3 separate regions of the Mus musculus genome follow, and all the other regions are linked to region 1. The links are chromatin loops, found by intact Hi-C in ENCODE. Cell type or tissue: left cerebral cortex. All regions are shown on one strand.

The links. Peaks named below come from ENCODE experiments on the same cell type or tissue, not always from the same donor. Only the 100,000 strongest peaks of a DNase experiment are listed, where the experiment ranks them.
Region 2: a loop joins it to region 1, with 6 times the contacts of the local background. A loop is called at or near these places in 21 of 42 quality-filtered maps.
Region 3: it touches region 1 in a loop (2.8-fold over the local background); 8 of 42 quality-filtered maps call a loop at or near these places.

Annotation. Positions count from the first base shown.
Region 1 is chrX:20,658,708-20,666,707 of GRCm38, forward strand. Uba1 (ubiquitin-like modifier activating enzyme 1) reads left to right here and starts at 4,189. Exons shown (of 26, transcript NM_001136085.2): 1 at 4,189-4,418. In left cerebral cortex, a CTCF peak has its summit at 4,071; DNase peaks (open chromatin) are centred at 387, 3,438, 4,144 and 4,902; H3K4me3 peaks cover 3,124 bases; H3K27ac peaks cover 848 bases.
Region 2 is chrX:20,941,364-20,949,363 of GRCm38, forward strand. Elk1 (ELK1, member of ETS oncogene family) reads right to left here. Exons shown (of 6, transcript NM_007922.5): 2 at 191-434. The coding sequence starts at 400. Among named protein-coding and RNA genes, the nearest start is that of Elk1, 5.2 kb to the right of the region's middle. In left cerebral cortex, a CTCF peak has its summit at 4,879 (motif pointing left); DNase peaks (open chromatin) are centred at 3,445 and 4,879.
Region 3 is chrX:20,788,482-20,796,481 of GRCm38, forward strand. No RefSeq gene overlaps it. Among named protein-coding and RNA genes, the nearest start is that of Gm26065, 8.0 kb to the right of the region's middle. In left cerebral cortex, a CTCF peak has its summit at 4,980 (motif pointing left); a DNase peak (open chromatin) is centred at 4,918.

The DNA.
Region 1 (8,000 bases):
TTTAGGAGTCTGTTTTATGAGGTAATTCTCTGACGCAGATTTATACCCCTTGGAAGCAGGGCTTAGGGGGGACTTGGGGGAGGCTCGGGGTCTGTGTATGAGTACTCTGTTGGAGGGCAGAATTTTTGGACTCTCCAAGAGGAGAGAAGTTTGAAGTTACTTAAGTCAAGGCGGGAGTTGGGGTCTTGGGACCGGACCGAGTGACAGTGTGAATGTTCGACACCAACGTGGCACTGTGACGGTTTCAGTGGCCTTTGTGACCTCTGATGGGGTTGCGGCTGGTTTACCCGGGGCTGTGAAACCCGGACACTTCAGGGGCCCAGACCCTGGGAGAGGAGCCTCTCAACCGAGGCCAGGAAGACTGTCTGCCAGGCTCTTCTGTGCAGACATAGGGCTACCGGGCCACTGAGCGGTCCTTGGCTACTGCTTTAGTGGGACTATGGTGCGGACCTTCTTTCGTACCTGGTCCACTAGAAGAGAATTGCTCTCTAGGGGGCGGATCAGCGTGCGGAAGGGGCGTGTTGACGGGGTATCCCGAAGTCTGAGTCTCAAACTAGTTTCTTGATAACCCATACAATAATCTGTGAAGGTGAGTAGCGCCCGGTGGGTTTAAAAAAAAAAAAAAAGGCTTTTCTAAGGGTGCTATGCATAATTTATGAGGGGCGTGGTCTTTACAGTTTCTTCTTCGGGATCCGCAGTTAGCTTTCCCTCACAGGTTCCAGCATTTAAACCTGGCATCTATCAGAGAAGATGCCGCAGGTATTGTTCTTGCCTTGTCTCAGTAATTCTAGATTACTGACTCGAGACTCTGGATTCAAGACCCATCTTTGACAAGTCTTTTTGGGAGTCCGAAAAGTGGGTATGCAGGATAATAATAATTTACACCCATTTAGTTACTTTTATTAATCCATTTTATCTTCACAACTTTTCAAAAGTAGATTTCATCCTACTTCATAGATAAAGAATCTGAGATACAGGGCAGGTAAGTAATTTGTCCTAAAGCTGAACAGTGAATGGCTGAACTAGGATTCAAATTTGATCTGTTGGGTTTCAGAGTTGGATAACGTTCCCCGCCTCCAAGCCAATTTAATGGAGCCATTACTGGTGCGCGCCCTCTCCTCTCCTCTCCTCTCCTCTCCTCTCCTCTCCTCTCCTCTCCTCTCCTCTCCTCTTTCTCTCTCTTTCTTTCTTTCTTCTTGGATGTATTAAAGAACATTCTTAGCAGTGATGATCTTTCTCCTCTCCTCTCCTCTCCTCTCCTCTCCTCTCCTCTCCTCTCCTCTCCTCTCCTCTCCTCTCCTCTCCTCTCCTCTCCTCTCCTCTCCTCTCCTCTCCCCTCCCCTCCCCTCCCCTCTCCCCTCCCCTCCCCTCCCCTCCCCTCCCCTCTCTCCTCTCCTCTCCTCTCCTCTCCTCTCCCCTCTCCTCTCCTCTCCCCTCCCCTCTCCTCTCCCCTCCCCTCCCCTCCCCTCTCCCCTCCCCTCCCCTCTCCTCCCCTCCCCTCCCCTCTCCCCTCCCCTCCCCTCCCCTCCCCTCCCCTCTCCCCTCCCCTCCCCTCTCCTCCCCTCTCCCCTCCCCTCCCCTCTCCCCCTCCCCTCCCCTCCCCTCTCCCCTCCCCTCCCCTCCCCTCTCCCCTCCCCTCTCCCCTCCCCTCCCCTCCCCTCTCCCCTCCCCTCCCCTCTCCCCCTCCCCTCCCCTCCCCTCCCCTCTCCCCTCCCCTCCCCTCTCCCCTGCCCTCCCCTCTCCCCCTCCCCTCCCCTCTCCCCCTCCCCTCCCCTCTCCCCTCCCCTCCCCTCTCCCCCTCCCCTCCCCTCTCCCCTCCCCTCCCCTCTCCCCTCCCCTCTCCCCTCCCCTCCCCTCTCCCCCTCCCCTCCCCTCTCCCCTCCCCTCCCCTCTCCCCTCCCCTCCCCTCCCCTCTCCCCTCCCCTCCCCTCCCCTCCCCTCAACCCCCAGTCTGTCGCTGTTTCCTGAGGCTTGCTGAAAGAATTAGGGACCTGCCTGCCTCAGGCAGTACTGTTTGAAATTAAAAGGAGTAGTTGGTGGGACGCTTAGTGCTTAGTGAGGCAGGAGGATTTTGAATAGTTTGAAACCAGCATGGTCTCAAACCTCTCTTTCTCTCTCTTCCTCTTCTTTCCCTCTCCCTCTTCTCTCCTTCCTTTCTTCCCTGTCTGTGTGTCTACTTCTGTCTCTTTTTCCCGGGTCTGTTTTCCCCCAGACTTGCCAGGTATTAGTGATCCTTCTGTGTCAGCCTGCCAAGTACTGTGGAATTATAGGAGCTGTGCTAGCACACCCCCCAAAAACCCCATCTTTTAAGAAAATAGTGTTGCTACTGCTCAGATTAATTATATGATACAATGTGCCAGGCACTATTCTAGACCCTTTCTACATATTTACTCAGTCACAAGGTAAGTTCTTATTCTTAATCCTCATTTTCTGATCTGGGAACATTCAAGTCCTCAAATGTAAGTAATTTTGTATTAATGCAAATATGTCTACATATTGCCTTTAGTTACACATATTTGAAAATTGTAACAGTTTTGTGGCAGCACTGCTCTAAGACCCGTTCTGTACTCATTCTCATAACACATTTCATCAGTGGATTTTTTTTGAGGTGGGGATTGGTATGGTTTGTTTGTTTGTTTGTTTTTTATGATACTATGAATTGAATCCAGGGTGTTGGGGAAGTGCTTTATCCATAGTCTACATCTCCAGCTAAGTTGGATTAGTTTCATTACTATCGTTGCCTATCAAAGGCATCTAGTGAGTTTGTATTTAGCAGTATTTATCTTAAACAAGATACGCCCCTAAGTGGTCATGGATGACGAGCAAAGACTGCTCACTTGGGCTTCGCACGGTTATCCAGTATGGTGAGTGCCTTGACTATTATCTCATAATTCCCACTTGCTAGGCAGGGCCACTTTGGGTGGGGGCTGCCCATCAAACCTCATGAATAATTCGTGAACTGTATGGGATTGGTACTTTTTAAAAAGGTTTATTTATTTATTTTATGTATGTGAGTACACTGTAGCTGTACAGATGGTTGTGAGCCTTCATGTGGTTGTTGGGAATTGAATTTTTAGGATTCCTGCTCGCTCTGGTCAACTCCGCTTGCTCCAGCCCAAATATTTATTTATTATATCTAAGTACGGTGTAGCTGGCTTCAGACACACCAGAAGAGGGCGTCAGATCTCATTACAGTGAGCCACCATGTGGTTGCTGGGATTTGAACTCAGGACCTTCGGAAGAGCAGTCAGTGTTCTTACCCGCTGAGTCATCTCCCCAGCCCAGTACATTTTTTTGAGACAGGGTTTCCTGTTAACCAGGCTTGCCTCAGACTAATGAACCTCCTGCTTCTACCTTCCTAGTGCAGAGATTAAAGGCATGCAGCACCATGCACATAAGCGCAGCTTGGGCGCAATCTTTCTTTTGGTGTTCCCACCCCACCACCCTAAGACAAGGTTTCTATGTGTAGCTCTGATTGTCCTGGAACTCCTTCTACAGACAGGCCTCAAACTCAGACCCTCCTGCTTCTGCCCACTGAGTGCTGGGATTAAAAGTGTACACCACCACACCTGGTGGACACAACCTTTCTTGACCTCTCTGTTTTCAAGTTGAGCTGCTGCTGCTGCTGCTGCTGCTGCTGCTGCTGCTGCTGCTGCTGCTGCTCCAACAGCTTCATTCAGTATTTAGGAGTCAGAGGAGTGCTGCCTGCAGTAGCCCTGTTTCTTGCTTACTGGGTATTAGATGGAGCAATAAGGCAGGCCTGCCTCTTTTGTTCCATCTCACTGAGTCTCGTGCATTATTCATGAATACGATATAGCTTTGGTCTCCTTGATTCCCAGCTACTGCAAGATCATTCATTATTCATGAACATGGGGTGTGGTTGTAATGCTTTAACATCTACTTTCTGGTTGCCTAGTCCTAGTAAACCCATAACCTTGCTTCGTGATTCACGATCGGGAAGAATGGCCTTGAGGTCCTTCCTTGATTTCTTTGACAGCTTAGATGCAGTAATTCTTTATTCATATTTCATAGCCTCTTGCTCTACCTGTTTTTCTAGTTACTGCCTCCAGAGCCACTTGGTGGAGCTGTTCTCCTTCTAATTAAAGAAGTCCCAAACTGGGCAGGGAAAATACATGATTCATGAGTGGGCGCGGTCCTCTTGCATCCGGGTTTCTGGGGGTGGGGCTCAGGGTTTTGTTCCGGCCTTGGGCTCTGCCGCCGCCATCTTGTGTCGGCTGCTGGGGTGAAGGAGGGTGGCAGGGAAGACCACAACCACCGCGGTCGGGGAAGGAGAAGGCGACAGTGATCCTAGCTGGCCCAGGCGGCAGGAGGAGGAGGAGAAAGAGGAGGGTGGCGGCCGAGCTTGACTTCGGCTCCTTGAGGAGTTGGCGGCGGCACGACCCGGGGAACCGGCATTGGTAATAGCTTTTCTCTGCACCTGGCTCGAAGCGCAAGGGCTCTGGGAGGTATGGGAGGGTCCCTGCTGGCTCTCTGCCAGCCCAATGTCTGAGTGCACTGCCGTGTCCTGGGTATTAAGAGTCACTAGGCAAGCGGGTGTGGGGGTGTGCAAATCCTGGGGTGGGGTGGATCACGTCTGTCTGGGACCACCCCTATTCCCTTGAGCTTCGAAATCTGACCTTGACGTCAGACCCCTATCTCAGCTTCTGGAGACTTCTGGCTCAGCACTATTACCAGGTATCTTGATCCGATCCTGAGCCATGCATTTCCTATCAGAACTCCCCACAGTCTCCATAAAGGCACCGGAATTCGGTGTCGCTGCTCATGAAAGCCGTCCATACTTGTGTGCTATTTGAAGACCTGCCCCAAAATCTCCCTTGAGACTCTTCCTAGCCCTTCAGTATTTGCTCTCATGGCTTAAGAGGGGCCAGGCTTGAGGAAAGGTCCGCGTGGCCTTCATTTCCGAATGAAGAGCCTTGTCTAGCATTTTCATCCAGTCTCCCCTCCCCCCAGGATACTATCTGTCCTTAGAGCTGCCATCTGGATTAAACCCGGTGAAAAGCTCTCTGCCTAGCCTTTCCGTGGGAAATCCATTCCTACATTTGAGATCTCCCAATACCACTTTGACATAGCATCCTCCATCGTGGACACCTGGCATTCTTATTCTTTTAAGCACCTGCCTTTAGAGACTCTCCCTGCTTTTAGGGACGCCCCCCTTTTTCACGTTCTCATTGTTCTTGAAGCATTGTTGTCTTCTCCATCAGCCATCGTAACCCCAGTATATTTCCTTTAGTCTCTCATGGGACTAGACGCCAGGGAGGACCTGTTTGGACACAGTTCTCCATTAGTGATCTCTTGCCGCCATCTACTCTTTCAGACTCTTGATTTGTAGCCCCATCTGCCCGATGGTCTCATTCTAGACCCAATTTTTGCCTTCAAAGGCAGACCAGCATTCTAGCTTCTCTTTTTATAGATTCCTTAATCTAACAACAGGCCTCAGAATCTGCCCTCGTCTTTTTTAAAGGTTTCTAGTACCATCATCATTCAGAGAGTCTCAGCATTTGCTTTTGACTTCCCTGAACCTCTATCACTGTCAGATACCTTTTTCCCCAACAGGCTCATTTATCTTCCACAGGAGTAGAAAACCTCATCTATTTACTGTGGAGTCACAAAATTGACTAGAGGAACCTAATTCCATTTGAAGATCTAGGCAGTATTTGCTTGGTAATATATTATCATGATTACAGAGTTTTACTGTGTGGCTTTGGCTGTCTCAAACTCTTAGAGGCCAGCCTGCCTCTGCCTCACTAGTGCTGGGATCAAAGGTATACACCACCATGCTTAATTTTTAGTAATCCTTTTAAGGCTTAAATTATCTGAAATTCATCTTCCTTTCTCTACCCTGTCAGCAGCTGTGGTACCTGTTTAGATCTACGCAAGACCTTTGTTGCTCCATTAGAAATCCCTCTCCAAGAGTCTGCTCTCAGAGACCTCTCCTTGCCTCTTCGCACTTAATATCACAGCTTCTTGGCACTATAGTGTCAGTATCAAAGACCTTTTTCTGTGCATTCCCATTATTTTTAGTGAAGGGTTTCTATCACTAGAATCGAAGACTGTCAGTCCCAGCATCTCCCTGCAGTAGTTTCAGGGTCTACATTCCCCCACCTCTTTCTAGAGACCCAGATTTAAGTCTGTCTTAATACCTCTGTCCAAGGCCGGGCGAGGTGGCACACACCTTTAATCCCAGCACTCGGGAGGCAGAGGCAGGCGGATTTCTGAGTTCCAGGCCAGCCTGATCTACAGAGTGAGTTCCAGGACAACCAGGGCTACACAGAGGAACCCTGTCTCAAAAAACCAAAAAATAAAAAAAAAAACAATACCTCTGTCCAATACCCCCACCATTTATAAGGCCTGCTAAGGTCTCATTTGGGTGTCTTTTATTATCTCCTTCACAGCTCCTTGAGCTCAGTGACTTCCTCTGATGCCTTTCTCATACTCCTCAAGACTTCTCCTTTAAAACCTCCCAGAAACCTTGGCGAGCCTTAGCATCCTCCTCTGTACAATATCTTTTCTACCTCAATCAGCTGGCTCTGCTTCCTAATCCTACCCCAGGTTCCCCTGCTCAGCCTTTCTCTGCTTTGGGAATAGAGTATTCTCAGGCTTCAGTCATCAGTTTGGAGACCCGGGGTAAGTTTAAAATGCTTTCATTTCAGCTTAGCCAAGTAAGTTTTGGAAAATATATCCTACACTTGATCTTAAGCACTGGGAAATATATTCTAATAGAGAAGGCCGAGCACATGGTGAGGGAGAAAGGATCTCCATTGGCTTTGCTTTTTTGTATTTTGTTTTTATGGATTTATTTTTGGATGGGAGTAAGGGAATCTTTAGTTCTTGTCCTAGAGTCTCTGCCCCACATTCTTCCTGCTTGCCTTGATAAAGGGGCTTTCCAAAACCTGGCAATTGAAATCTCCTGTTTAAATATTTTTTGAAATAGTCTCACTGTACAGTTCAGGCTGACCTCAAACTTAAGAGTCCTCCTGCCTCTGCTTCCTTTTTTTTTTTTTAAGATTTATTTATTTAGGAAGCAGAGGCAGGTGGATTTCTGAGTTCAAGGCCAGCCTGGTCTACAAAGTGAGTTCCAGGACAGCCAGGGCTATACAGAGAAACCCTGTTTCGAAAAACAAACAAAAAAAAATTTATTCATTTATTTTATGTATGTGAGTACACTGTAACTGCATAGATGGTAGTGAGCCGCCTTCTTTTTTATTTATTCATTTATCTACTTATTTATTTATTATATGTAAGTACACTGTAGCTGTCTTCAGACACTCCAGAAGAGAGCATCAGATTGTTACAGATGGTTGTGAGCCACCATGTGGTTGCTGGGATTTGAACTCAGGACCTTTGCAAGAGCAGTCGGTGCTCTTAATCACTGAGCCATCTCACCCCAGTTATGAGCCTTCATGTGGTTGTTGGGAATTGAATTTTTAGGACTTCTACTTGTGGTCCTGCTTGCTCCGGTCAACTCTGTTCGCTCAGTCCCTGCTTCTCTGGTCCAAAGATTTATTTATTATTATAAATAAGTACACTGTAGCTAACCAGATGCACCAGAAGACGTGTCAGATCTCATTACAGGTAGTTGTGCCACCATGTGGTTGCTGGGATTTGAACTCACTACCTCTAGAAGAGCAGTCAGTGCTCTTAAAGGCTGAGCCATCTTGCCAGCCCCTGCCTCTGCTTCCTAAGTGTTGCGGTTGTGGGCCTGTACTGCCACACCTGGCTTCAAAGTCCACTTTTGAACAGTGACCCCAAACCTGCCAACTTAGACCCTTGCTGCCAGCACTGGGTGAGGGTAGAGAGGTAAAGGTCTGATAAAGAGCTCTCTGGCTCTGGATCTTGTCTGATGTAGGGAGTGGAGAAAGAATATGCCTGGAACAAATGGCAAGGGAAAGGAGATAACTTAAGAAATGGAGGCCCCTGTGAGTGCCTTGGGAGGAGCCTCTGTCCTCATGTCCTTGAGTTTTGACCACAGATAGCCTCTT
Region 2 (8,000 bases), 280 kb after region 1:
CTGAAGTGTAATTCCAGAAATTGGGGGTAGAGACAGGACAGTGAAACTGAGGCCAGCTTAGGCTACATAGTTAAGTTCCAGACAAATCTAGACTACATTATAAGACCTTGTCTCAAAAGGAAAAAAAAAAAAACAGAGTTTTTCCGACAGTAATTTCAAGGGTTTGCAGTCCTGGTCTTTGAGGCCATACCTTATCATAGTAGTACCGCAAGGCCCGGCTAAGCTTGTCGTAATTCATGTTGGTCTTGTTCTTGCGCAGTCCCCATAGCCGGGCCACCTCCTCTGCATCCACCAACTTGAACTCACCACCATCCCGTGAGGTCCAGGAGATGATGTGGCCATTACCTTGTTCTCTCAGAAGCTGCAGCAGAAACTGCCACAGCGTCACAGATGGGTCCATCACTAGGGAAGCACTCACGCCATTCCAGGAGTACCTGGAAGAGAGCAAAAATGATTCGTTTCTTGTTACCTTGCCTCCACATCTGTTCCCAAATCTCACTACTATTCCCTAAACAGTCTCCTAAACTTCTTCATGTAGCTTTGGATGCCCCTTGTATTTTACATGTGTGACAAAAAAGAATTAAAGGAAAAAATATGTGAGTATGTCCATGTGACTATATGTACACATGTGTGCTGGTGCCAAGAGAGATCAGAAGAGGGCAATGGATTCCCTGGAGCTAGAGTTCAGGCAGTTATAAACTGCCCAACATGGGTGCTGGGAACTGGACTCTGCTTCTCTGTGAGAGCAGCAAGCATTCTTTATATTGAGCCCTCAGTCCAGCCTTGATGCATGTGAATCTTTAGGAGCCAGAGGGAAGACAGAATACAACCCGAGCCCCAAAGAGTTCCATATCCTAGTTATTGGAGTCTGTGACCAGGTTAGGCTACATAGCATAAATGAATTCTGAGATGAAATTAAGATTACAGACCTTAAGATATAGCAATCACTCTGGCTTTATTTGAGGTCAACCACTGTATGAGCTCTTTTCAAAGCAGAGAAATGAGGCTAAAACAGAGTTTAGGGCAGAATGGCAGAAGGACTTTCTCTGCTATTTCTTGATTCTGGAGAAGGCTCTAAGACAGGAAAATTGGGCAGCTCCACAAATCTGGAATGACCCTCAGCTTAAAGCCAGTAAGGAAATCAGCATTACAACTAAAGGGACAACCTGAATGAGCAGGAAACAAACCTCTTCTAGAAAGGACTAAAAGTCCTGCTAGACTTTAATGCTAGCCTGGCAAGATCAGTGTTGGGCTTCTGTCAGATGATAAATTATATATTTTTTTAAATGACAGAGTCTTACTATGTAGCCCGGGCTGGTCTTGAACTCTTGCCTCAGCTTCCTGAGTACTGGGAATACAGGTATGTACCAATGCATCTACAGAAATGTATAGTTTCAATGAGAATAAATTATATAGCGGGACTAGAAAACTAGTGTAATATCCATAACTTAACTCACATTAACTCTCTCTCTCTCTCTCTCTCCCCTTTCCTATCAACTTTTCTAGGATGTGCCTTTTGGTAGCCCTTTGCAAGTACTGTTCACTGTACATGGAGCTCCTTTCCTCTTTGAGCAGTCGTCCTCTAAAAACGACGAAGAGGACCCACTGAAAAGTCCTTTGCGTTATGAAGCCTTCCTGAATCTGAATACGTACTCTTCTCTGTTCCTTGATCCCCCAATTTTTCTAACCTGGGATTGTTCCTGTACGGTTTAAGCGTTTAAATTTTTTTCTTTTTGATGAGCATATATTAATTATACATAGTGGGTTTCTATTATTTATACATAATGGGTTTCATTATAACATTTCTTTTTCTTTCTTTTTTTTTTTGTTTTTGTTTTTTTCGAGACAGGGTTTCTCTGTGTAGTCCTGGCTGTCCTGGAACTCACTTTGTAGACCAGGCTGGCCTCGAACTCAGAAATCAACTTGTGTCTGTCTCCCAAGTGCTGGGATTAAAGGCGTGCGCCATCATTATACCATTTCTAATATAATGACTTTGATTAAATTTCCCTCCATTAACCTATCCCGTTCCCCTCCCTTCCCACTGATTATCTTCCTCTTCCCAACTAGGCTTCTTTGTATATTATGACTTTTTTGTGATCCAATGAATTTTAGTAGAGTTGCTTACAAGGCCATGGTGAAGGTTTGTTTTCAGGAACATGGACCCTGCATCACTGAAGTAACCATTAAAGGCCTTTAGATCCACAGGAAAGGATGAGGCCACATGAATCTTCTCTCTCTCTCTCTCTCTCTCTCTCTCTCTCTCTCTTTTTGCCATTGTTGCTGCTGCATTGTGATAGGGTATTATGTAGTTCAAGCTGTCCTCAAGTTCCTGATGCTATTGTTTCCATTTCCCAAGTGCTGAGATTACACACACCCCAGCAAACAAGGCAGCTACTTCTTTCTGTAGTGCTAGAGATCAAATCCAGGGACTTATGCATGTTAAGTACAAGATTTATCACAGAGCTTCACCCGGAACCCATGCCTTTTAATTTCTTTTTATTTTTATTGGATATTTTATATATTTACACTTCAAATGTTATCCCCATTTCCAGTTTTCCCTCTGGGAACCCCCATCCCATCCTCCCTCCCCCTGCTTCTATGAGGGTGCTTCCCCACCCCCCACCCCGCCTCTCCACCCTACACTGGGACATTGAGCCTTCTCAGGACCAAGGGTCTCTCCTCCCATTGATGCCCGACAAGGCCATCCTTTGCTACATATGTAGCTGGAACCATGGGTCCCTCCATGTGTACTCTTTGGTTGGTGGTTTAGTCCCTGGGAGCTCTGGGGGGGTCTGGTTGGTTGATACTGTTGTTCTTCCTATGGGGCTGCAAACCCCTTCAGCTCCTTCAGTCCTTTCTCTAGCTCCTCCATTGAGAACCCTGTGCTCAATCCAATGGTTGGCTATGAGCCTTTTTAAAAACAAGTATGTATTTACTCTTTATGTGAAGCACTGCTCTAAGCAGAAAGCCATCTTGCCTACTGCACAATCAACCTAAACTGTTAGACTTTTATGGTTTAAATCCTGGATCTGCTAGTTATTAGCTGTGGGATTTTGGCCAATTCATTATACTTATTTTGTATTACAAATCTTCTCATCTGTGAAACAGGGATAGTAATATACTTATCTATAGAGACCATGTATCATTATTATTATGTGAATTTTAAATTTAACATGCTTGGGTTATAAACTTTACATAAATATTTTCTAATTTGTTCACAAATCTTTTTTTCTGCTATTCCTTAATCCAAAACAGTCTAAGAACGAAGGCTTCTTTTTAGTTCTTTTGGCAACAAAACATGATTGGAAAGAAAGCAAGGCCCATTCTGGTTTTTATTGATCTTTGCTTAGTATGACTGTTCATACATTTTGGTGCAGCGATCTAAAAGCAGCTGGTGACAGAGCTGGTTGAAGGTGTTATGTAACATGTCATATGTGCACCATGCTACCTTTCTAAACTGAAAAATTCACAATTCTGAAATATAACTGGTCTATGGGGTTTTAGATAAAGGCATGGGCTGTTATTTTTATAGGCACTGACTCACTTATCTCTCATCCCAACTCAGAAAAATAGGCATTTTTTTCCTTTTGGAAAGGAGATATTCTTATTACAATATCACTAATTTTACACAAGGGAAAAGATGTCCAAGTGACTTCACTGTTGTGACAGTTCCTGCATTTGACCCAAGTATCACCCTTCAGGGGTCTAAGTGGTTTTGTTATTTATTTATTTTTAGAGACAGGGTCTAGATAGCCCAGGAAAGCCTCAAACTTGCCATCCAGCTGAGGATGACCTTGAACTCCTGTTTTACCTGCTTCCACTTCCCTAGTACTGAGATACTTGGCATGGGTCACCATGACCAGTTTCAGGAGTCTGAGCATTTAACCACCTGCATCAGATCCTTTGTGTATATATTATGGCTTCCAATTTAGTGTTTTATGGGATTCCCTAGTGTTCAAATGAATGGGTCTGTTTCTTGGGCCTTCTCTTGGGCTCTTTTTCTTTTCTTTTATTATATTTTATTATTATCTCTTAGAAGCCTGTTCTGTTCCTTTCCTTTCTTTCCTTCCTGTTTTTATTTTGAGACAGGGTCTGTATAGTACTGGATGTCCTGAAACTAGCAAGATGGCCTTGGCCTCAGCGATCCACCTGCCTCTGCCTCCTGAGATTTGGGATTAAAGGCACTTGCTACCACTGCCTGGCTTTTTGTTGTTGTTTTTTTGAGACAGGGCCTCTTGGCTGCCCTGGATTAAAGGCCTGTACCACACCATGACTACCCTGCTGCCTGTTTGTTTTCTAATGGGAGGGGAGGTGGGAAAGAACTGGGAGGAATACAGATGGGGGCAAACTGTAAGATATCTATAGGTAGATATCTATACCTATAGATATCTTACAGTTTATGGGGATAGAGAGAAATCTATGTTCAATAAAAAAAGCAAAACAAATTATCACCTCATTAGAAGGATGTTCACTGTTCACCTGTTATCCTACCATTACCCTTTCCTATAACCAAACTGGAACTAACACTGAACCTGCTTAAGTCCCTGCAAGGATGGGACTTAATCAACCAGCTGTCCACCTGGCTCGGATTGTTGGATTAAGGATTAAGAATAAACCTTTTAAGGTTTTGAAGAACCTATGATTTAGATTTATAGCTTTATTCTTTAATCTGCATGAAATTATAGTATGATCCTCATATGTCTGAGCCAGTTCAAGGTTCTTTTAGCAGAAACAGTGTTAGGCAGCTGTCCAAATTAGAGTGCCGAGGGACAGTGGATCAGAGTCCCGCCCCCGCCCCCCCCAGCTCTAAGGGACTAAATATTCCCAACACCAGATTCTTTCAGAGGCCTATAGAGTGCAGTGTGACCCCTAGTGGCAAAAACAGGCAATTTCACCGCCTCCTCTGAGCTATGCCAGAACCCAGCAGCTGAGTGAAATCTGATCAACTACTAGCTTATCAAAGAGACAGGCTGAATTTGATTGCTGCTTTTTTTTTTTCCCACACAGGCCTTACCAGGAATCCTAGTTACCTGCCCTTCCCAGAAGGCTTTCTTTCCACTCCTCACCTCATTCTCTGGGTGCCTTAAAACAGCTTAGGACACAACAGACAGGAGCCCTTGCATATTATAATCCACACATTCATAGGGCAGTAAGAAATGTCTCAAAAAAAAGGAAGAAAACAAAATAATAATACCCTCCAAAAGGTGGACTGTATTATGCTTCCCATTTTGCAGACAAGTGAGTGAAGTGTGGAGAAAGATGTTAAGTAACCTGCCTAAGGTCTCACCCTTGGAGGAGCTGCTGGATGCTGGCAGTCAAACTGAGCACCCCTAGCCAATCAAGGCCAGTTCTCAAAGAAAACATAAACAGGCAAGATCCCAGAGTGACAAGTAGGACACTTCCCTGAAGAAGCGATGTTTGGTGGAGGGGAGGTAGCAAGTCATATTGATGTCCATGGGAAGGATAATTCTGATAAAGAGAAAAGCATATATAAAAGCTCTAAAGTGTCTACCTGAGGCCATAATGTTTCTTGCCAGGTAGAGTTTTTCCTCTGCACGATCCAATGCATGGAGTAACTTGTTTGTTCTTGCAAAGTTGTTCTGTGCTGATCTTCACAGCCTCATACTCTGCCCTGTTCTGCCTGTGTGACTTTGAGCAAGTTGTTCAACCTCTCTATGCCTTGTTCTATATCTGTAAAATAGGGTATCTTACTCTCAAATCAAAAAATACTTTTTAAAAATGAGGACTCAATGTGTCTCTATATATGTAAAGTACTTAGAAAACTGTCTGTAGCACATGCTAGAAATGCAATAAACATTAGCCCTTAGGTTGTATGGCATCCTTCTCCCTCCCCCTTAACTTTCTGTACGACTTCACCATCTGGCTTCCATAATTTCTATGACCTTGACTTCTATCCCTCCCTCTCAACTTGTTTCCAGTCACACTGGCTTTTGAACATGGTAGCCATAATCTGGGCTTCAGGGTCTTTGCATTGAGTGTTCTTTCTGGTACATTCTTCCTTTACACAATATGGCTTACTCCTTTGTTTCTTTCAGGCCTTAACTTATGAGTCACATTTCCAAGTGTAGCATGCCTTGTCTCTAAGAGTTCAAATACCTTGATACTCTAGTCCTATTTGCCCCACTTCATGTCTGTTCCTTAGCCTTTGTATAATGTGGTATTTCATTTTACCTATCTATACAGTCTGTCTCCCTCACTTTTAGTAATGCCTGCCTGCTTTCTATGTACAGGGATTTCTGCCTGTTTTGCTTCTCTATATCTCCAGCATCTACAATAAGTGCCTGGTACTCACTAGGTGCTTAGTAAATAGCTGTTAAATATTTAAAAAGTCGTAACTGACATCTTAATTAATTCCTACATTCCCTTTTTTATCTGCACTCCCCTTGGTGATGTCTGGGATACAATTTTCATTGTCAGTTTTGTGACAGCATCTCACTCTGTAGTTCAGGTTGGTCTGGAATTCGCTATGTCACCCAGGCTAGTTTTTATTTCCTGTAAATTCTCTCTTGGTCTTCCATGCTGGAAATATATAGCCGTGAGCCATCATTCATCGTCTAGATACTACACCCCCCAAGTTAATTTGTGCAGCAGATTATTCCAAGCACCTACTGTACAGAGGTATATTTTTACATGAAGGGCAGATAAAGCCTGTAAGTTCCCATAGGATGTTTATTCTGAGGAGGATAGACAGATATCTATTTATATAAGCTATATAGCATGTCTAACCATGACAGAGTATAAAGGGCCAAAGCAAGCAGGAAAGAGATCTGAACCCTGCTCGGTATACAAAATCAGATAGTCAAAGAGAGGTGGGTGTTGACTACTTTGATACAAAAAATGATATTTGAAACCTTTTTATGTATATACCTTTATACATTATATCCCAAGCACCAGTGTGACAAATACATGTTTTACTAAAATTACACTACCCAAGATGCAAAGACATGAAAGCACTCTCTGAAACATCTTTTCTATTTGTGCCTTTTCATATCACCAACATCACATTTCCTTTACGCTCATTTTATTCACAAATCAAATGACATTCTTACAAATATCTTTAGTGTGTTCCCTGCACAGGGTAGTGAAAAAATTCCTTTGGGTATGGCAAGTGTACAGTACCTTGAAAGTTACCATACAGAGATGTGGGAGTAGTGTTAATGGAGAAAGAAGAGCTAATGCAAAGGCCCTGAGGCTGGCCTGTACCGGCTGTTTTTGAGAAGCAGTGAGGTTAGCATGGCTATAGCATGGATCTGAAATGTGGAGATGAAAGAGATAAGGTCAGTGAGGTGACTTGTTTAACCCACACATTTTTTTCACACTGGAAAGGCTATAGTTCTGACTCCCCCATTTTAGCCCAGTACAGGAAGAAAGTAGTTAAGTCATTCATGTAAAGTCACACCACTGCTAGGACTTGAGCTGATGGGTCCTGAGAACAGAGTAGAATGGAGACAGCTCTGTTGTCAGAAAGAACAGCAGAAACAAAAGCTGGGTGATTGAAACTAATTTGGCTGTTAAGGAATGTGCCCTCATATGGGATGCAATGAGGTGAGAGAGGGGCATGTCAAAAGTGTTCCCCTATCTAAGTAGTTATTGGGCCATCTGTGAACCCACATGCCCTAGTTTTCTCAGTTATCTGTCTCACAGGGCTATGATGAAGACTGGAGACTATAAGCAAGCTGGAGACTATAGAATACTGCCTGGTACACAGCAAGTGTAAAGTATAAAGTTAGATCCGACTGTCATTAGCAATAGTACCACTACTATAGTTGAGAACTATAGCAAAGTAAAATGCCTAGTGGCTAAGAGTGTTTATGAGGGCTGGGCAGTGGTGGCACACGCCTTTAATCCCAGCGCTTGGGTGGCAGAGGCAGGCGGATTTCTGAGTTCGAGGCCAGCTTGGTCTACAGAGTGAGTTCCAGGACAGCCAGGGCTATACAGAGAAACCCTGTCTTGAAAAAAAAACAAAAAACAAAAACAAA
Region 3 (8,000 bases), 130 kb after region 1:
TTCAGTCGAAGAGAGGAAAGGGAAACTACTTAAGGGGCAGTGCAGAGAGAAGAGAGAAAGGAGGCAGTTTTTTACTGGGACAGTTGTACAGAGACAGGTTGCACAGAGAGAACAAGCTAGACACAGATGAAGAGAGGATGAAAATGAGAATGCGCCAGAAGATTAGAACAGATTGCCAGAGTGACTATGAGGTCAAGCGGAGCAATTCAGTCAGGAGCTGAAAGAGCCCCGATTAAATCAGTCAGCCAGGAGAGGAGGCTGAGCCAGAACAGCTGAATCGACTAGCCAGCCAGAGTTCAGAAAGAGCTAGAAAGGCGTGAGCTAACTCAGCAGTGAGTCTCAGAAGCTGGAAACATTCTGGGCCTAGATTAGACTGTAGAGGCTAGAAGCTTCCAGGACTAGACCTAGGTTCACAGACCTAGGAGTAAGCCTCCTAAATAACTGCATCAGGGGAATGAAAGTTACATTTTACTCTGATTTTAATTACTAATATTTAACTCTTAGAGCATACAATTGATGAGTAGATAGACGATCTATATTGTGTTTGTATAGGTTACAGAATGACTACAGAAAGGTTGTGTGTGTGTGTTACAGAATAGCTACAGAAAGTATAAAAAGCCTGCAGCAGAGTCCACAGTGGCTTTACTGGAGACAGCTAAGAGTTGACATGTATACAAAGGAATTCACTACTGGTGATTAGAGAAGATTAATAGACATACAGTGCCAAGCTGGAACCTCTGGTTTCAGTCAGGGCTACAGGGCTGAGTTAAGCTATAGAGGCTAGGTGTAGGACTGGGTCTAGAAAGATGGACAGGTAAGTGGTAATTTGAGTGAGCCATACCAGCAATAGGGACCAAGTGAGCAGAAACCTGTAAGTGCTTTAATAGACACCCTAGGTGGTCAGATTGGATTGGCAGAGCCATCACAGTGTTATGTGTCCTTTTTATAGGGCTCAGGTGAGAGTGTACCCTTTATCAGACTGGTGTGTTCAGTAAGTCATTGGACTTGGTTTATCTGTTTTTTCTTTTCTTTTCTTTTGCCATACAGCACACTTAACTCAGGGCCTTGAACATACTAGGTAAGCACTCCACCACTGAGCTACATCCTCAGACATATGGAATGCACCCATGTGTTCATACATTCCCACTTTAACAATAGCTGGTGCCTTCTCATTTTGAGGAATAAGTTACTTATCAGGCTGTTCCTTACGGATGATGGTGCTAGACAGGTAGTGGTATCTATAAGCACAATTACAAGCAAATTCATTTCACCTACAAAATGGAGCCAAATGTTGCTTTTGTCAAATGGAGTCACCTATGGCAAGGCTTAGTCTAAAAGTCACAATACATAGTGACTTAGGATAGGGTACAGCCTCATTGCCATAGTTTACCTCTTGAGAGCAGGAGCTCGAATTTTGTACAAAATGTTGATACAGTGTGGCCATCCAGTAGTATACTGTCAAGCAAGGCTCACCTGAAAGGAGGGCTGGAAATGAAAAGGGCGCGGGGCAAGAGAAACATGGAGTCAAGAAGACAAGGTTCTGATCAAGGATCAAAGCTTAATATTCAGCACAGTGTATATAAAGTGAAAACCCACAAAACCCATCTCCAGGACAGTAACGCAGGGTAGCAATGGCACAGCAGCCAATCCGATAAGTTTCCATTTCTTGTCAGCTCATTTACAGTACATCAAAGTTTGCAGCTGCAGGCAAGGCAGATGTCTCTATTCAGGCCAATAAAGCTTATCGTTCAAGGCCTGTATATTCTGCCTATTGTGGCAAATATTCAAGGTCTGCTTAGCCAAGGTCTGTTCCACCTGCCTGGCAGATGTTCAAGGTCTGCTTGTCCAGTATGGCTGGGGTGTATGTGTGTGTGTGTGTGTGTGTATGTTTGTGTGTGTGTGTGAGTATATGTCACAATACAGAGGTTGAAAACACCAATCTCAAGAAGAATAATTTTAGTGTTTTGACGTATGTTTTCATGCTTTTGGTTAATATATTTACTTGGTTGTTGGCTGTTTTTGAATTATATTTCTGTGTCTACTACCACTCCCCTTTTTGAGATAGAGTCTATGTAGCCCTGGCTGGCCTGGAACTGGTGATATAGACCAGGCTTGCCTCAAACACACCTTCCTCTTGCTTTTCAAGTGCTGGAATTTAAATTGTGAGCCACCACACATGGTCTGAGTCATCTGTTGGACGTGTTGATATGAGTGTGATCCTGGTGTTAATTTATTTTTGGAACAGGACAGCAGAGGGGTAAGATGTAGCTGCTAGAGTTTCCGGGTATCATGGCGAATCTGCAAGAATTTGCCACCAGAGGAATCAGATTTTAATAAGGCTTACAAGATTAGGTTTTAGTTATTGTGCCCAGAGATTGAGTTACCATTGTTTCTGAACTAAGTTTGTGTTGTGTTTTCCTTCACGCAGCAGACCTTCTGGGTCTAGAGAGAAAGATATAGTGGCCAAGTGTGGGTTTGCCTGAGGTGGTTCTCAAAGGCTGTGGGGGATTTGAAGCACGGGGTTGGTGTGGTTACGACCCGCCAGTGGGAACCTAGCAGGCTGGGTGGAAGCCAAAAGCAAGCTGACATGGCTATCTGACATCTGACCTTGACACAATAATAATGAGTAACTTCATGCCTAATTCTTATCTAACTAAAAATCAAGGCCCTAAAAGTTATCAGGTCTATACGGGCTCCTGGAAGATCAGTCCAAAGTGATAAGTTATTTCTCCACCAAGGAAATGAGAATTTCACCAATGAAAGTCAGATTAGATTATATTAAACACAGGTTTAATGGAAAGGGGAGTGAGGGAGAGAGAGAAGAGAGAAGGGGGGATCAAAATGTCTGGATTATAAAGGGAAGAACATCTGGGGGGGGGAGGGCAGCCCAGCCCTTGGGCTGGAAAGTTCTGAGTTGGGGACAGATAGGGACTGAGGGACGCTGGAAGAACCTTTAGGAGGCCAGGGCCAAGTCTGCTTTGGTGTGTGAAATATGCATCTCAGTCCCTTGTGTGTATGAGGTGTGTGTGTGCAGAAACCAAACACAAACTGTCAAAGCTGCCACAAATAGTGTCTACTCAGATTAACAAAAGCTGATTTAGGATATATAGCTACTTATTTATGTCTTTCCTAACTGCTCAACACCAGGCTTCCAGAGAATTTAGATAACTAACAACATATGTTCGACAAGCTATATTTAATAAAGATGGTTTATAAATTCCTAAGTCACAGTACTATTTGTCTAGCTTCTTCATCTTTGGTAACTTTGTTAAACTTCTAGTTTGTAAACTGTTCATTTAATGACAAGCTTTATTTAGCCTTCTGAATGTGTTTTCAAAGTTAAGCCTAAAGCAAGTAAATAAGGAATTTATTGTCCTCAAACTCTTCAGAGAGCTACTGAACGTGGCATTTAAAACATTTAAGTAGCTGGATGATGGTGGATCACACCTTTAATTCCAACACTTGAGAGGCAGAGGGTGGCAGATTTCTAAATTCCAGGCCAGCCTGATCTACAGAGTGAGTTCCAGGACAGCCAGGGCTACACAGAAAAACCCTGTCTCGAAAACAAAACAAAACAAAACAAAGTTTAAGCTTTCCATAATAGACATGCCTCTTCCTAGTGGGTATCCCACTAAAGAAGACGGATGGGGCATGGTGACTCCACCTGGATGGTGGTAACACTAACCCCTGGAGAAAACTGCCCAGGGTCTCACCTGCTGCCAGGGCCCTACACAAACTGGGCATTTTTGGGTTGATCACCCTACTTTGCCTGATCAAAAAGTAAGGTGAGTTTTCCCAAGCTCCTCTACAGGACAAATCTCTTGGGTGTGACAGCCAAAGGCCCTGCTGCTCAATATGACTCCAAGGAAACTATCAAGATTACAGAACCCTGAAGTAACCCATTTTAGATAACGGGAATGTTATTGACATTTTAACTGATAACAAAGACCTTTTGGCTTGTCCTTCCAGCTAGAATTTATCCTTCTCAGATCTCTGAGGGTATTCATTGACTAACTTCTAGGTTTAACAGCCGCAAGCACTCAGCTTCTCCCTGCACCTTCTCCCCGCAGGCTTCACAGTTCTCTTCATATGCAAATATAAAGCCTCAGGCTTTCCTAGAGCTTTTAGACCTCCGCTGTGAGAGAGGAACAGTTTATCTTGCTAAAAAGAGATAAGCTCAAAAAAAAAAAAAAAAAAAAACAAAAACCAAAAAAACCAAAACCAAAACAGGTTTCAGGTTTCAAAGTAACTTTTTACTCTTCCTCTATTTAAAGGTACTTTCTTTACAGTGACTGTTCTCAATTATCAACCACTTGTGTCTCCTGATAAATAATTACATAAAAAAATTAAAGCTTATGTAGGTTATAAATTCTAGGAGGCTGTTTTAAGTTGTGTAAATACAATCTGTAAAGATATAACGAAATGATTTAAAGTATATAAAAAATTAAAAATGCAGCCGGGCGTGGTGGCGCACACCTTTAATCCCAGCACTTGGGAGGCAGAGGCAGGCGGATTTCTGAGTTCGAGGCCAGCCTGGTTTACAAAGTGAGTTCCAGGACAGCCAGGGCTACACAGAGAAACCCTGTCTCAGAAAAAAAAAAATTAATAATGCTTCAAAATTCTTTCCCTCACTATGTTATTGTTATATTAAAACTTCACCAGCTGGACAGTGGTGGAGTATACCTGTAATCCCAGCTCTTGGGAGGCAGAGGCAGGGAGATTTCTAAATTTGAGGCCAGCCTGGTCTACAGAGAGATTTCCCGGACAGCCGGGGCTACACAGAGAAACCTTGGATTGGAAAAAACAAAACAAAACAAAAAGAAAACAACAACAACAACAACAACAACAACAACAAAAGACTTCACCAGCTGGTGAGATGGCTCAGCGGCTAAAAACACTGGCTGTTCTTCCAGAGGTCCTAAATACAATTCCCGCAACCATCTAAAGGGATCCGTTGCCCTCTTCTGGCGCTCAGGTGTATATGCACACAGAGCACTCCTACACTTAAAACCATTAATTAAAAGACTTCAAAGTTGTTTTAGCATTCATCAGTAGAGTTCTGATAAGCTATTAATGTAAGCTATTATTGTAGCTCCGGTAAAGCATATTATTATAATCACAAGCTCTCAAGATTTTACATTTTATTTGTTTTGCTGTTGTTTTTCTTTTCTTTTTTTTTTTTAAAATATGAGTACACTGTCATAGTCAGATCCTATTACAGATGGTTGTGACCCACCGTGTGGTTGCTGGGAATTGAACTCAGGATGTCTGGAAGAACAGTCAGTGCTCTTAACCACTGAGCCATCTCTCCAGCATTTTATTTGTCTGTCTTCTAAGTATAGATTTAAAGTTCTTCTCAGTGTGCTAAAGTGCCTGTCCAATCTATATCCGCCCTCATCTGGACAGAGGAAAGAGTGATCATGCTTTTAACCCAAAAGTCATCTTTGAGTCCCCAAACTTTTCCTACAACTCAAAGGCATGACTCTACTACAATACATGGCTCTATCTACAATGTGCATTTCAGTACAGGTTATAAACAGTGGTAATGCTAAAATAGCTCACAACTTATCTCTTTTTGTAAACTTAAAAAAAATCTTTTAAGCTTCAGGGAATCCACTTGGATCCAATTCAAATGAACTCCAAAAAAGTTCTCCTATCAACCAACAGCCTGAGGTTTCCTGCCTACTTCCTATTTCTGAGGGTGGAATTTTTAACTCTCCGCTGGTCTTGGGACTCCCCTCCCCCAACTGCCAGGACCATGGGTCTGAAAGTTTCAAAGTACACCCTAGATTTAAAAACAAACAAACAAACAAACAAACAAACAACTTCCCTAAACTCCTTAACTTTCCTTTTTCTCCCTAGACATCAGTCCCAGCAGATTTCAGATCAACTGCCGACTGCTAGCTCCAGGTGTTCCCTTAAAATCTGCATCCTAGACAGCTTCAAAGTGGCTAGCCCCAGGTGGTCCAGTGTCACAGACCGCTCCAAAACTCTGCCTGTATTTTCCTAGCCCCAGTGGTCCTGTAGAGTTTGGACAGGCGCTAAAACAGTCTGCTCTTCAAGAATAAGTATTCCAGCTTTCTCTTCCTACTCCCCGCCCGAAACACAAATGCCCCAATGTCAGCAGGACATAATATTGGGGAGATTGCTTCGCCTCTTATGGTCAACAAAAAGGCTGGACTATTAGGTTTCAAACCTAAGACAAATGGCTGAGGTGCCTATTTAACATATCAAAGCAGACCTGGCCAACAGGTTCTCTTCCAGTATCCCACAGCTCCTACTGTTACCCATACTCTGAATTCTCCATCCTAGGAGGCTGGGTTGCTCTTTCCTACATAATCCAACCATTTTGGTCCCTCTCTTCCTCACTCCTTCTAACTGATCCCTTCCTTTTTTTTCCCTTCCTTTCCTTTCCTTTCCTTTCCTTTCCTTTCCTTTCCTTTCCTTTCCTTTCCTTTCCTTTCCAAGCAAGTATTTTATTACTAAGCTAAAATTTTTACCCTGTATTTTGAGACAGAGTGATGTCTGGCAATGGGTGCCTGCAGAGGTCAGCAGACATATAGATCCTTTCAAGCTAGATTTGCAGGCATGTGTGAACAGGCTGATGTGGATGCTAGAAATTGAACTCCAGTCTTCATGATAAAGCAGTAAGTGCTCTTAACTACTGAACCATCTCTTCAGCTGCCCCAAATACAGTTTTATATATGAAAGCATCCATAGCATAATATGCCAGTATTCCTATCTCAAAATATTTTAGGGAACCATCTAAACAGTTATAATCTAAATAGCAGAAACATCAAAATAAGAGGAAAGCAATTTTGAGAAACTGCCTTTGCAACTTACTACATCTGAACAAAGAAAGATGGTGTAATTGAGCATTTAGAACAAATATAATCATTACTAAAAAGACATATCTAAACACTCTACAGTATCTTAGCATAATGTCCTGGAGGAGCTAAATAACCAGGATTAATATAGAGACAATCCATGTTCTTGCAAATGCCAGTCTTTCTTTCTTCCCTCTCTTCCTCACTCCTTCTAACTGATCCCTTTCTCTTCTCTTCTCTTCTCTTCTCTTCTCTTCTCTTCTCTTCTCTTCTCTTTTCCCTTTCTTTCTTTCTTTCTTTCTTTCTTTCTTTCTTTCTTTCTTTCTTTCTTTCTTTCTTTCTTTCTTTCTTTTGATACTAGGGACTGAACCAAGGGCCTCATATATCCCAAGGAAGCATTTTATTACTAAGCTAAAATTTTTTACCCTGTATTTTGAGACAGGGTCATGTTGAGTTGAACAGGCTGGACTTGACGTTGTTTCATAGCCCAGACAGGCCTTGAGCTTGCAATTCTCATGCCTTTAGCTGTCCAAGTGGCTAATATTACAGGTCTGTTCTACCCGCCTTTAATCCCAGTACTCAGGAGGCAGAGGCAGGTGGATCTCTGAGTTCGAGGCCAGCCTGGTTTACAGAGTGAGTTCCAGGACAGCCAGGGCTTTAATTAGAGTTCCAATGAACAATGGTGGGTGCTGAGTCATGGCTGAACAAAGTGCTGAGAACAAGTGACAAGTGGTTAGCCCTTCTAAGGCCTAAGGGACATTATGGAAGAGGGGACAGAAAGAATATAAGAGCTAGAATTTAGGGAGAAGGGCTGCAAATGTTATCTTTTAAGCAAGACACAACTATTGCAATCATAAACTCATAGCAGATGTGGATGCCTGCATTAGGCCTGAACAAAAATAGACAGACAAAAACACATCAACAGTCAGGCATGGATGTGCCTCATGGACCCTACTGACCTCACCCTGCTAAATTATTTGTTGCTAATAGATTCAGAGTGAGGGGAATCACTCCCTTTAGTTGTGTATCAACTGGTGAACCCACCAGGGCTCCAATGGGTAGTCCTAATTGGACAGTCCCATAAATGGCTCTGTTTAAACTAACTAAGTCAAAAAGAAACTACTGCATTTGGCTTTTTATGTGGGTTCTGGGGATCAAACTCAGATCATCACA